2 separate regions of the Homo sapiens genome follow, and region 2 is linked to region 1. A link is a loop called in an ENCODE intact Hi-C map of the cell type or tissue named here. Cell type or tissue: endothelial cell of umbilical vein. All regions are shown on one strand. Each heading gives the region's core, and the rest is flanking DNA. Links, peaks and the distances in the headings are about the cores only.

Region 1 (5,383 bases), core at 197-5,196:
AAAGGGGTATCTAGGAGGAATTGGGGAGCGGGAGAAGAGAATGAAGATTTTTGCAAAGTATCGCTGGGCCCTGCCTTTAGTGGCCTACAGTAATTTCCAATAGGGAAAGGTCCAAGTGCCCACTGTGGGCATGGAGCTCACCAATACGTATGCTCAGAGGCTCTGCTGTACCCCTTGGCTTGGAACCCTGACTGGGGATCCACCAGCTTGTTTTCTACTCTTTGGACATGAGTCAGGCTTTGCCCGGGGCTCAGGTTTGGGACTGAGCTGTGTTGCTTGCTGTCTGTATGTTCTTACATGTAGGAAGCAGCCCTCATCAAAACCAGCTTGTCAAACAGCATGCCAGCCACCCTGTTCCCTAATAGGGAATCTCTACCCACACCAACTCTACCCCAGCTAATTCCTCTTACAAGCCACAGCCTCTCCCATCCCTTGGATTTGGCACCTCATATTGCTCCTTTGCTTGCCCGGAAAGCTCTTCTTCTACCCTCTCTCCTGCCTGACTCCTCATCCTGTGGAATTCAGCTCAAAGGTCACTTCTTTCATGAAGCACCTATGTCATGCCTACTGCCTCCCCCTGGTCTACAGGCTGCTTCTCGGTACTTACCTCTAATATAGCACTAATCACTTTCTGATGAAATTTTTTTTACTGGTCTGTTTTCCTCACCAAAATCTAAGATCTCTGAGGATAAGAACTTCATCTTTGAAAACAGTTGGTGTTCCATACATTTGCATTGAATTGACAGATGAATGAAGGACACTACTAGGACCCATGGCATTCTCTTTGCGGGTTTGTGCTCTAGAAATCAAGTTTCCCTAGGGTATATGCTGTTGTCAGAGGCATTCAAACCAGAGCGACTCCATCTTGAACAGGAGCTGAGTAAAATAATGCTGAGACCTACTGGGCTGCATTCCCAAAAAGTTAAGGCATCCTTAGTCACGCGTTGATGAGATAGGAGGTCGGCACAAGATACAGGTCATAAAAGACCTTGCTGATAAAACAGGTTGCAGTAAAGACACCGGCCAAAACTCAACAAAACCAAGATGGTCATGAAAGTGACCTCTGGTCATCCTCACCACTCATTATACACTAATTACAATGCAGTAGCATGCTAAAAGACACTCCCACCAGTGCCACGACAGTTTACAAATGCCACGGCAACATCAGGAAGTTACCCTATATGGTCTAAAAGAGGGGGAACCCTCAGCTCCGGAAATTGCCCACCCCTTTCCTGAAAAATCATGAATAATTCACCCCCTGTTTAGCATATAATCAAGCAATAAGTATCCTTAGTCCAGCAGCCCAAGCTGCTGCTCTGCCTATGGAGTAGCCGTTCTTTTATTCCTTTATTTCCTTAATAAACTTGCTTTCACTTTATGGACTCTCCCCAAACTCTTTGTTGTGTGAGGTCCAAGAACCCTCTCTTGAGTTCTGTATCAGGACCCCCTTTTCCGATAACACCGGGGGTGCTGACAGGGCAGAAATGCAGCCAGGATCCTTGAGATTTCATTGGCAAATCCCTCCAATTCCAAGCAATCAGGGTGGGTTTTAAAGGGCCCCAGGTTCTTTGCTGGCTTCTTTCTGCCTTGAAGAAAATGAAGTAGAATTTAGTTCTTAGGTAAATCATAGACTTGTGTAGAATGTTGGAGTCATGGAAGCTTAGATGAGCAGGTGGAGACGGGGCAGGGAAAAGTTTTCCTCTACCTTGTTAGGATAATGACTGGGGGCCTGCAAATTAAACTGACAAAAGACAGATTAGCATGAGAAGAGACGGATTTAATCATTTAATCTTATCCTTAAAGGAATTCACACAAAAATGTGACTCAGGAAGGCATTAGAATTGGGAGTTTATATACCATCTTAATAGAGGAAGGAAAAGGGAGAAGGGCACTTACAGGAACACGTGACTTTTAGGAAAGAGAGATGGGCCCTTAGGAGAATAGATGGGAGATATGATAATTTTGTGACAGTCTGTTTAGGTGTGGTGACTTCTAGCCTTCAGAGATAACAGTCAATCTTCCCTGATTGCTCTGGGAGGGGATTTATAATTGAGTTCTTTTGGGAGGCTCTACTTTTAGGCAGATCAAAGATTTCAGGAACTCAAATCCCTTCTGCTCATAATAATTTTTATGCCATGGCAGCATATTCTAGACCCCTTCACTGAAAAGTCCAGGGATTAGATACCAACTACATCATTTAAAGCTGGATCTAGGAGCTCAAACCATTTCATCAAGTCTCAGTTATTTTTCTGTCTCTTACACATGTCAATTAATCAATCTGTTGTCCTCTCCCTCCCTCTCTATGCTGTCTTTCTCTGTGATGGCTTCATTCTCTGGCAAGCTCCTCCCATGTCAGGACCAGATGGCCCCCAGCACCTCCAGATATGCATCAAGCCAATTGCTGTCAATTTTACTTTTCCCAAGAGTTCCAGCAAAATCCCTTGGATTGGGTTTCACTGGATCCAGCAGAAGAAGAAGTCTGCTGATTGGCCAGGCCGGGCACACATGCCCACCCTCAAGCTGGGAGGGTGGAAAAGCAAAGTCAGCCTCACCCAAACCGCATGGACTGAGTGGAGGCGGGGTGGTTTCCCGGAGGATAACTAGGGTGCTGCTAACAGAAGGAGCAGAGTGGATGCTCGGCAAGGGAAAACCACAGATGTCCTCTGTACAGAGTGACTCTACAGTGTAAGAAAAGCTGAATCACAGAGTCATGGGATCACAGAGTCTCAGGAGACCCCTTCAAAGTGGGCTCCTCCAGTTCTTTCTGTGGCAGCTGCTTGCCCGGTGCCTCAGGGAGCCCCATGCTGTCCCTGACTGATGCCTGAGTGCTGGGCAGCCTGGGGAATCGGGGCGAGGGTCCCCCTGGCATTCCCCCCTCCTTCCTCACTGCTCTTCTGCTGGAAGATTCTGGGTCACAGCTGCCCACCAGGCGCCTTGTTTATGCTCCTTCCCAGCGAGCTCTGGGTTCTGGCCATCTGCCAGGCTGGCTGCCAGCCACACTGACCACAGACTACATTCTCTCTCCCTGACACACAGGCCCAGTCGGAAGGACATCCGGGGCTCCTCCAGGGATAGCAGCAGGCCAGGGCACAGAGAGCGGTCCTCTTGGAGGCCGAGGCCTCAGGCCTCTTCTAGACTAGGATAGTGGTCTCCCCTCTCACCTTCCACCAGAGCCACAGCCACGCCTCTCCAGCAACACACTGGAGCATGCAGTTCAGATCTGCTCAGACACTCTTAAGGCTTGGGCCATTACGTTTCTCCCAAGTGAGAGCCAGCAGCAAGAGGAAAAGAAGGGTTAACCTAAACAGAGCCTTACTGAGTAGAAAGGCCAGACCTTCTTCCTCTCCCCGCAACTGGGTCTCAAAGAGATTCCCCAGTGACTCCTGCTATCCCTTCTTCTTTTCCTCCTTCCCTGTTCACTGCTCTCTCCATAGAACATTCCAGCAGAAAGACAGCTTTAAAAACACCTAATCTGGGATAGCTCAGTGGCTCACGTCTGTAATGCCAGCCTTTTGGGAGGCTGAGGTGGGCGGATCGCTTGAGCCCACAAGCTCAAGGTATGCCTGGGCAACATAGGGAGACCCTGCCTCTACAGATAATTTTTTAAAAAATTAGCCAGGCCAGGTGGCACAGACTTGTGGTCCCAGCTACTCAAGAAGCTGAGGCAGGAGGATCACCTGAGCCTGGGAGGTTGAGGCTACAGTAAGTCATTATCGCACTAGTGCACTCCAGCCTGAGTGACAGAGGAGACCCTGTCTCAAAAGAAAAGAAAAAAAAAAAAGCCCGGACACGGTGGCTTACACCTGTAATCCCAGCGCTTTGGGAGGCTGAGGTGGGTAGACCACGACGTCAGGAGATTAAGACCAGCCTGGCCAAGATGGTGAAACCCCATCTCTACTAAAAATGCAAAAAATTAGCCAGGCATGGTGGTAGGTGCCTGTAATACCAGGTACTCGGGAGACTGAGGCAGAGAATTGCTTGAACCCGGGAGGCAGAGGTTGCAGTGAGCCTAGATCTCGCCACTGCACTCCAGCCTGGGCTACAGATGGAGACTCTGTCTCAAAAACAAAACAAAACAACACAAACAAACAAAAAACCCACCTAATCTGGAGATGGCAGGCTGGCAGCTCACAGTCCAGAATACGTTGTACTTGGCCCTCCTACTTTTTAAGAAAAATTTGAGCCAAAGTTTTAATAATCGGGAAATTTCAAATAAAAATTGATGTGTTCAATTTCTCTAGAAAGTGTGTGAGATCTGCTAACATTGGGCATCCATGTCCACATGGCACCAATCAGCATATGCTGAGTGCCAGTTGCCCTAAAGACAGAGTGGGCATCCTACATGTTCCCCATAGACAGTCAGCAGGCCCCTCTTATTCCCCTCCACTGAGACCAAGTGCCAGTTGTCATTTTCCTTCACTCCTTTTTTTTTTTTTTTTTTGAGACTCAGTCTTGCTCTGTCACCCAGGCTGGAGTACAGTGGGGCAATCTCAGCCTGCTGCAACCTCGGCTTCCCAGGTTCAAGTGATTCTCTTGCCTCAGCCTCCTGAGTATCTGGGATTACAGGTACATGCCATCATGCCTGGCTAATTTTTGTATTTTTAATAGAGATGGGGTTTCACCATGTTGGCCAGGCTGGTCTCAAACTCCTGACCTTAAGTGATCCACCTGCCTTGGCCTCCCAAAGTGCTGGGATTACAGGTGTGAGCCACCACGCCCCGCCATCATTTTCCTTCACTCTTGCATTTTTTTTTTAATTACTTTAGATAGTCTGCCTCTACGGATTCATCAGAAATAGGAAACGAGACTGAGAGTGTGGCATGTTTCAAGGAAATCAGAAGAGAACCTACGTGTTTATAGAGGAAATGAATATTCCTAGACGTTTCTATTATTGGCATGACCCCAGTGTAAGCATTTGCATTTGTAACCCCAATCTCATCAACCGCCTGCTAGTTTGCAGTAGGACTCATCTAGGCCCAGAAAGGTATATCCAGTCCCTTGGCCAAGGCTGGGCTGAGTCAGAAAAAAGGGGATGTAAAGGGGGTTTGGGGTTCCCTCCATCCACACCTGCTCTCAGCATAAATGAAGACATCTTTTCAGAAGCAACATCACCGTCATCTCCATGCCTCTCACTTTAAGGGGGAAGTTAGCCAGGCTTGGTGGCACATGCCTGTAGTCCCAGCTACTCAGAAGGCTAAGATGAGAGGGTTGCCGGAGCCCAGAAGTTCGAGTCCTGCCTGGGCAACATAGTGAGATCCCATCTCTAAAAAAATTTTAAAAAGAGGGAGCCAGCCGGGCATGGCAGCTCACGCCTGTAATCCCAGCACGTTGGGAGACTGAGGTGGGTGAACCACCTGAGGTCAGGAGTTCAAGACCAGCCTGA
Region 2 (5,383 bases), core at 315-5,314, 76 kb after region 1:
GAAAGGGCCTGTATCGCAAGGCTATCACAGAGGCAGCTAAGGCTGCCAAGCAGCTGACCCCCGAAGTGCGGGCTTTGTTGACACAGTTTGAAACGTGAACATGGGCAGTAAGGTAGGCAAGACCATTGGAAGTCACCACAGATTTTCTAGTCTAGTTAGGAATAATTTCTACAAAATAGCGTGGCCAGATTGGAGAGAGAAGTTGCACTCAGTTGGCTGGCTTTTTAATACTTACCTTATAGCCATTTTTAGACTGAGAGCTTAAACTGAACATATAATCAAATTTTGTGTTAAGGAAGTGAGATTTTAGCAGTATTTTTCAGTTTTGAAGTTCGAAACCATCCCAAGGCATAGGAGCCATAGCCTCAACTGAAATTGAATTTTTGTAGGGACTGTTAATTGCCATTTGTACCTAATACTGTATATATACATATATATACGTGTGTGTGTGTGTATATATATATATCCGTGTATGTATATATACACACATATATATGTATATATACACATATATATATATGAAATACAGCCTGTCACTGTGTGACACAGATTGCATATTTGGGATTGCAATAAGGGCTTGGTGAGCTGGGGGAATAGTGGATATTTAATGACTACTTGTTTTTTAAATAATGAACACTTAGCCTTTCTATGCGCATAATGGTGTAAAAGTTAGATGGTTAGGTGTTTGACAAACAGATGGTTGCAATTCAGTTACAGACTGGGGAAATAGCCCAGTGTTTGGGATTAAAACTGTCAAGACTGGATAGGTGTTAGTCATCACTGTCTTTCGTCCAGTGGGGATTTAATAAATACTTTCAAGCTTCTGGTTTGGGAGTTTAGATAGGTTTGATTTTGGATTTGTAAATAGTGATTGCTAAATTTGGTCAGATTTCTCCTGACTGGCTGTTCCTAAATTCTTAGGATATGTCCCAGTAAAATTATACTTTGTGAATTAATTGTCATATGTGTAATTGTTGCATTTTGGATGTACCTAATTTGATAATTAAAACAAAATAATTTCCGTTTAAGGTATCTGTTTGCAGGTCAGAAAATGAGAAAATGTAATTGTGTAATGCTCTGAAATGTAAAAAAAAAAAAAAAAACCAAAAAAAAGCTGTAAATAAAATCAACTAAATCCAAATTATTTGTGTGTGTTTCTCAAAAAGCTTTGAAAAATTTCAAGATGGTAGAAAATTATTCTTTGTAAGAGTGTTTAGAAGAGATGAAAAATCAAACTTTTATTTTGCTATTTGCCCTATCAGGGAATATATTATCTGAGATAAGAAAACTTCAAATAATGAGAGATGAATCAGTATATTCTCAAAATAAGATTTTGTAGTATAGAGGTTTGATAATGCTTTTAGATTTGATATCCCCTTCCTGCCAATTTCTCATAAATGTGTGAATTTTAATTTTTAGTCTTAATATTTCATCACATGCTTCCTTTTTTTACATTCGGGTAATTACAACCGGTCTCTTCTGTTTGGTTTTCTGCCTCATGTATCACTGCTTTTGGGGCTAGTAACTTAGCTTACTATTTTTCTACATGGTCCATCTGTCCCTAAGATTTGATTTCTTATTTTCCATTTTTAGCTTTGTATTAGTAGTGAGAAATATATCTGATTGGCTGTGGAGGCAAGTTTATCTCAAGATTTTTAAAGTTGCTTTCATACTTTGTGTCTTAACTTTTGGATATCTAATTTCAATACTTTTAGAAATTTAAAATTTAGCAGTTTTTTGTGGATTTCTAAATCCAATTTGAAGTAGTTACTATGGAACTCATAATGAAAAGATTAATGGAGATTGAAAATCAATAGTCTTGTCAGCTTTCTTAAGGTTATTGACTGATTGCGAATTTTTGCAGAAGCAAGTAGAATTTCTTATGGGGAACTCACTCAATGCTTTTTGATTATAATAAACACACATTTTGAAAACATGTTTCACTTGAGTAGAACATATTCTTTCCTGCAAACAGAAACAACTATACTTAAAAAAAAAATTCTTTGAAATTCACAGTGTGGTTGAGAAGTTATAAGGAACTATCCTAAAAGATTTTCCAAGTATTTGTTTCAGATTAATGAACTTGTTCAATCAGGTGTTTTTAAAAGTTTGAAATCTAAAGTTCAGAAAGACTTAAAAGTCATCAAAATATGTAATTCCAAGGCTTTGTGTAATGATCTGGGTGAGTTTTAACAGTAGTTTGAAGTAGACATTACTGATATGGTCAAGTGCTTGGTAAATGTGCTGTTGTGGCATAAACCAAATTGGATTTGTTTCAGAAGCCATGGGGAAAGAGAAGAAAAAAAAAACATGATTGTTGAATATAAAAATAACAATCAGTTTTGTAGAACACACCTTTGAGGAAAAGGTTGAGCATATCACAAATGATATGCCAAATGACCCCTTCGTTTTAAACTGGCAGTCTGGCATATTTCATTTGCAGTTTCAGTAGGGAAGCAAGTTTTAAAGAATCTCTCTAATCTTAAATGTGTATTCTAAACTCTAATAGCTGAATATTAAAAACTTTTATTCCAATGGAAATGTCTTAGATAAATTTGTCCAGTATCTACTGCAGATGGAGATAGAGTTGAATTGGGTAGTTGTAGCCACTTTATATTTCTCTTTGAAATGATAAAAGGCACTTATTCTTGATATGGAGATAACAGAAGTGGGTATTTTTTCCCCTTGGAGTGGGAGTAAACTGGCTTAGACCAAATCTGCGGCTTAAGTAAGAGTCGTGGCTAAAACAAAGGATTGGCCAGGGGAGAAACCAAGTGAAGGAAGAGTTGTGAAAGCTAAGAATGTCTTTATTTCTGGAAATTCTCAGAAATGTAAAGCATCAGAGTATTTTTCCCTTTTTACTTTCTAGAATTTATAGACCAGGAAGCTGACTAATCATTTGGAAGGAACATCCATTCAACTCTCATTTACAGATGTGGAACCAAAGACCAAACAATTATCTGTGAGAGGCCAGGTGCGGTGGGTCATTCCCATATTCCTAGAAGTTTGGAAGGCCAAGGTGGGATGATTGCTTGAGGCCCGGAGTTCGAGACCACTCTGGGCAACATAGACCCCCGTCCCCGCTGCCATCTCTGCAGAAAAATAAAAACTTAGCTGGGCATGGTGGCGCACGCCTATAGTCCCAGCTATTCGCCTGTATCCTAGCTACTTGGGAGGCTAAGATGGCTTGAGGTCAGGAGTTGGAGGCTGCAGTGAGCTATGATCACACCACTGCACTCTGGTCTGGGCAAGAGTGAGACCCTGGCTCTGAAAAAAAACCCTATATATCAGTGTGATAGAGAAACTGGGATTCACTAGTCTGGAGCCTTTTTGCATAACGTGGTGGTGTGTCCCTAGATGGTTTTGATGGGGAAAAAAATCTGTAAATAGTAATTGTAGATTAGTACTAAGTTGAATAGGCAGGAATTTTGATGTGAAAACAGACTGGAGGCAAAGAACAGGGAACTGATACTAAAATCAACAAAATGAATATATCTTCACTAGTGAGCCTGAGTATCTAAATTGCAACATATTAAATTGAGTTACACTCCTATTTAAGCAGGTTGTACTTTTCTAAAAATTGCTTATGTTTAAAAGGTCACAAGTCTAGAATAACTGAATTGGGAATTGGAAATACCTTAAGTCTATAATTTGTATCTAAAATTAGGTTTTCCCTTTTAAGTTGTTAATTTTCTATGGTTTGTGCTGCATGCTTTCACTTTTATTAGTACTTACAGCCAAAGAGATGGGCAAATGTCTAGAAAAATTAATGTTTTGATTCAGGAATTTGTGCCTAGTGATGGCCTCCAATAGGGAATTTTCCAGAGAGAATGAAGACTCAGTTTCTAAGTTGGGGCAAATTTAGTTTTTGTTTTGGTATTCTTCTTATATTACAGCTATTAAAACAATCTCTTAAAAAATGCCGGATATGGCTGGGCACGGTAGCTCATGCCTGTAATCCCAGCACTTAGGGAGGCTGAGGCAGGTGGATCACCTGAGGTCAGGAGTTCGAGACCAGCCTGGCCAACATGGCGAAACCCCCGTCTCTATTAAACCCTGTCTCTTCTAAAAACACAAAAATTAGCTGCGCATGGTGGCATACGCCTGTAATCCCAGCTACTCGAGAGGCTGAGTCAGGAGAATTGCTTGAACTCGAGAGGCTGAGTCAGGAGAATTGCTTGAACCCGGGAGGCGGAGGTTGCACTCCAGCCTGGGTGACAGAGTGAGACTCTCCCAAAAAACAAAACAAAACAAAAAACATGCCGGACATAAGGGAATTCAGAAATAGGATGCCATGCCAATTTCGAGGAGAAAATAAAATGGCGAGTGTGCATTAGTTACTTTTACCTGGTTCTGATTTAGTTAATAGGCCCTTCATATTCCAAATTTACAGTTTGTGTAGATTTACTGTATTCCTTCATTCAACAAAAGAACAGGATTAAAAAATGAAAGCATTAGCTAATAGTAATATGCTTTGTTGTGCTATTTTTGAACGAAGGAATAGGAAGTTTAAAGTCACAGTGATATAGCTGATCTGTATATTTTTAGTTTTCCAGGGTATTTTGGTGTCTTTACCATGGATAATTGACACTAATATAAGATAAACAACTCTTTGTCTTATCTTTACTCAAGTAAGAGACCTAACGTTTATAGATCCAAACAGGATTTTTGTTTTCCTTTCCTTGTGGCATGTATGGAAATCACTTTCTCCTTGTTATATTAATGGAGCACTGTGATTTTTTTGTGTGGTATTTAAAAAATTGTAGTTAAATAGATGTAAAATTTATCATCTTAATCATTTTTAATTATACAGTTCTGTGGCATTAAATACATTCACAGTGTTGTTCAACCATCACCACCTTCCATCTGTAATTTAGTTTTGATAGAAATTTTTTAAATTAGGATGGCACTTGCTAGAAGGTGTTGGAAATTAAGTTACAAGAGTGTTTTTCTTGGTCAGTGGTGTGATTGGAATATGCTGCTGGCATTACCCCACTTCCAGGATTCCTTCCTGATCAACCTGTAGTCCTATACAAGGAAATAACTGTAGCTTACAATGCTAATTGGTGCCCCAGCCCCTCCTTTTTTTTTTTTTTTTTTGAGATAGGGTCACACTCTGTCACCCAGGCTGGAATGCAGTGGCGAGATCACAGCCTAGACTTCCTGGGGTCAAGCAGTTCTCCCACCTCAAGCCCCCTGCCCCTACCATAGCTGGGACTACTGGTGTATGTCACCATGCCTGGCTAATTTTTAAAAAATGTTTAGTAGAGACAAAGTCTCCCTTTGTTGCCCAGGCTGCTATCAAACTCCTGGGCTCAAGTGATCCTCTCGTCTTGGCCCCCAACAAAGTGCTAGGATTATAGGCATGAGCCACCGTGCTCGG

The links. A loop is a pair of places that touch in the nucleus more often than their neighbours do. Peaks named below come from ENCODE experiments on the same cell type or tissue, not always from the same donor. Only the 100,000 strongest peaks of a DNase experiment are listed, where the experiment ranks them.
Region 2: it touches region 1 in a loop (5-fold over the local background); 8 of 110 quality-filtered maps call a loop at or near these places.

The regions. Positions count from the first base shown.
Region 1 is chr5:160,162,945-160,168,327 of GRCh38, reverse strand. No RefSeq gene overlaps it. Among named protein-coding and RNA genes, the nearest start is that of FABP6-AS1, 44 kb to the left of the region's middle. RefSeq lists enhancers at 1,037-1,637, 2,292-2,586, 2,839-3,438, 5,120-5,383 and a silencer at 2,292-2,586. In endothelial cell of umbilical vein, for the core only: no CTCF peak of the experiment used is centred there; DNase peaks (open chromatin) are centred at 2,447 and 2,987; H3K27ac peaks cover 2,552 bases.
Region 2 is chr5:160,087,097-160,092,479 of GRCh38, reverse strand. It overlaps PWWP2A (PWWP domain containing 2A), which reads left to right. Exons shown (of 2, transcript NM_001130864.2): 2 at 1-1,141. The coding sequence ends at 98. Among named protein-coding and RNA genes, the nearest start is that of PWWP2A, 30 kb to the left of the region's middle. In endothelial cell of umbilical vein, for the core only: no CTCF peak of the experiment used is centred there; no DNase peak of the experiment used is centred there; H3K27ac peaks cover 391 bases.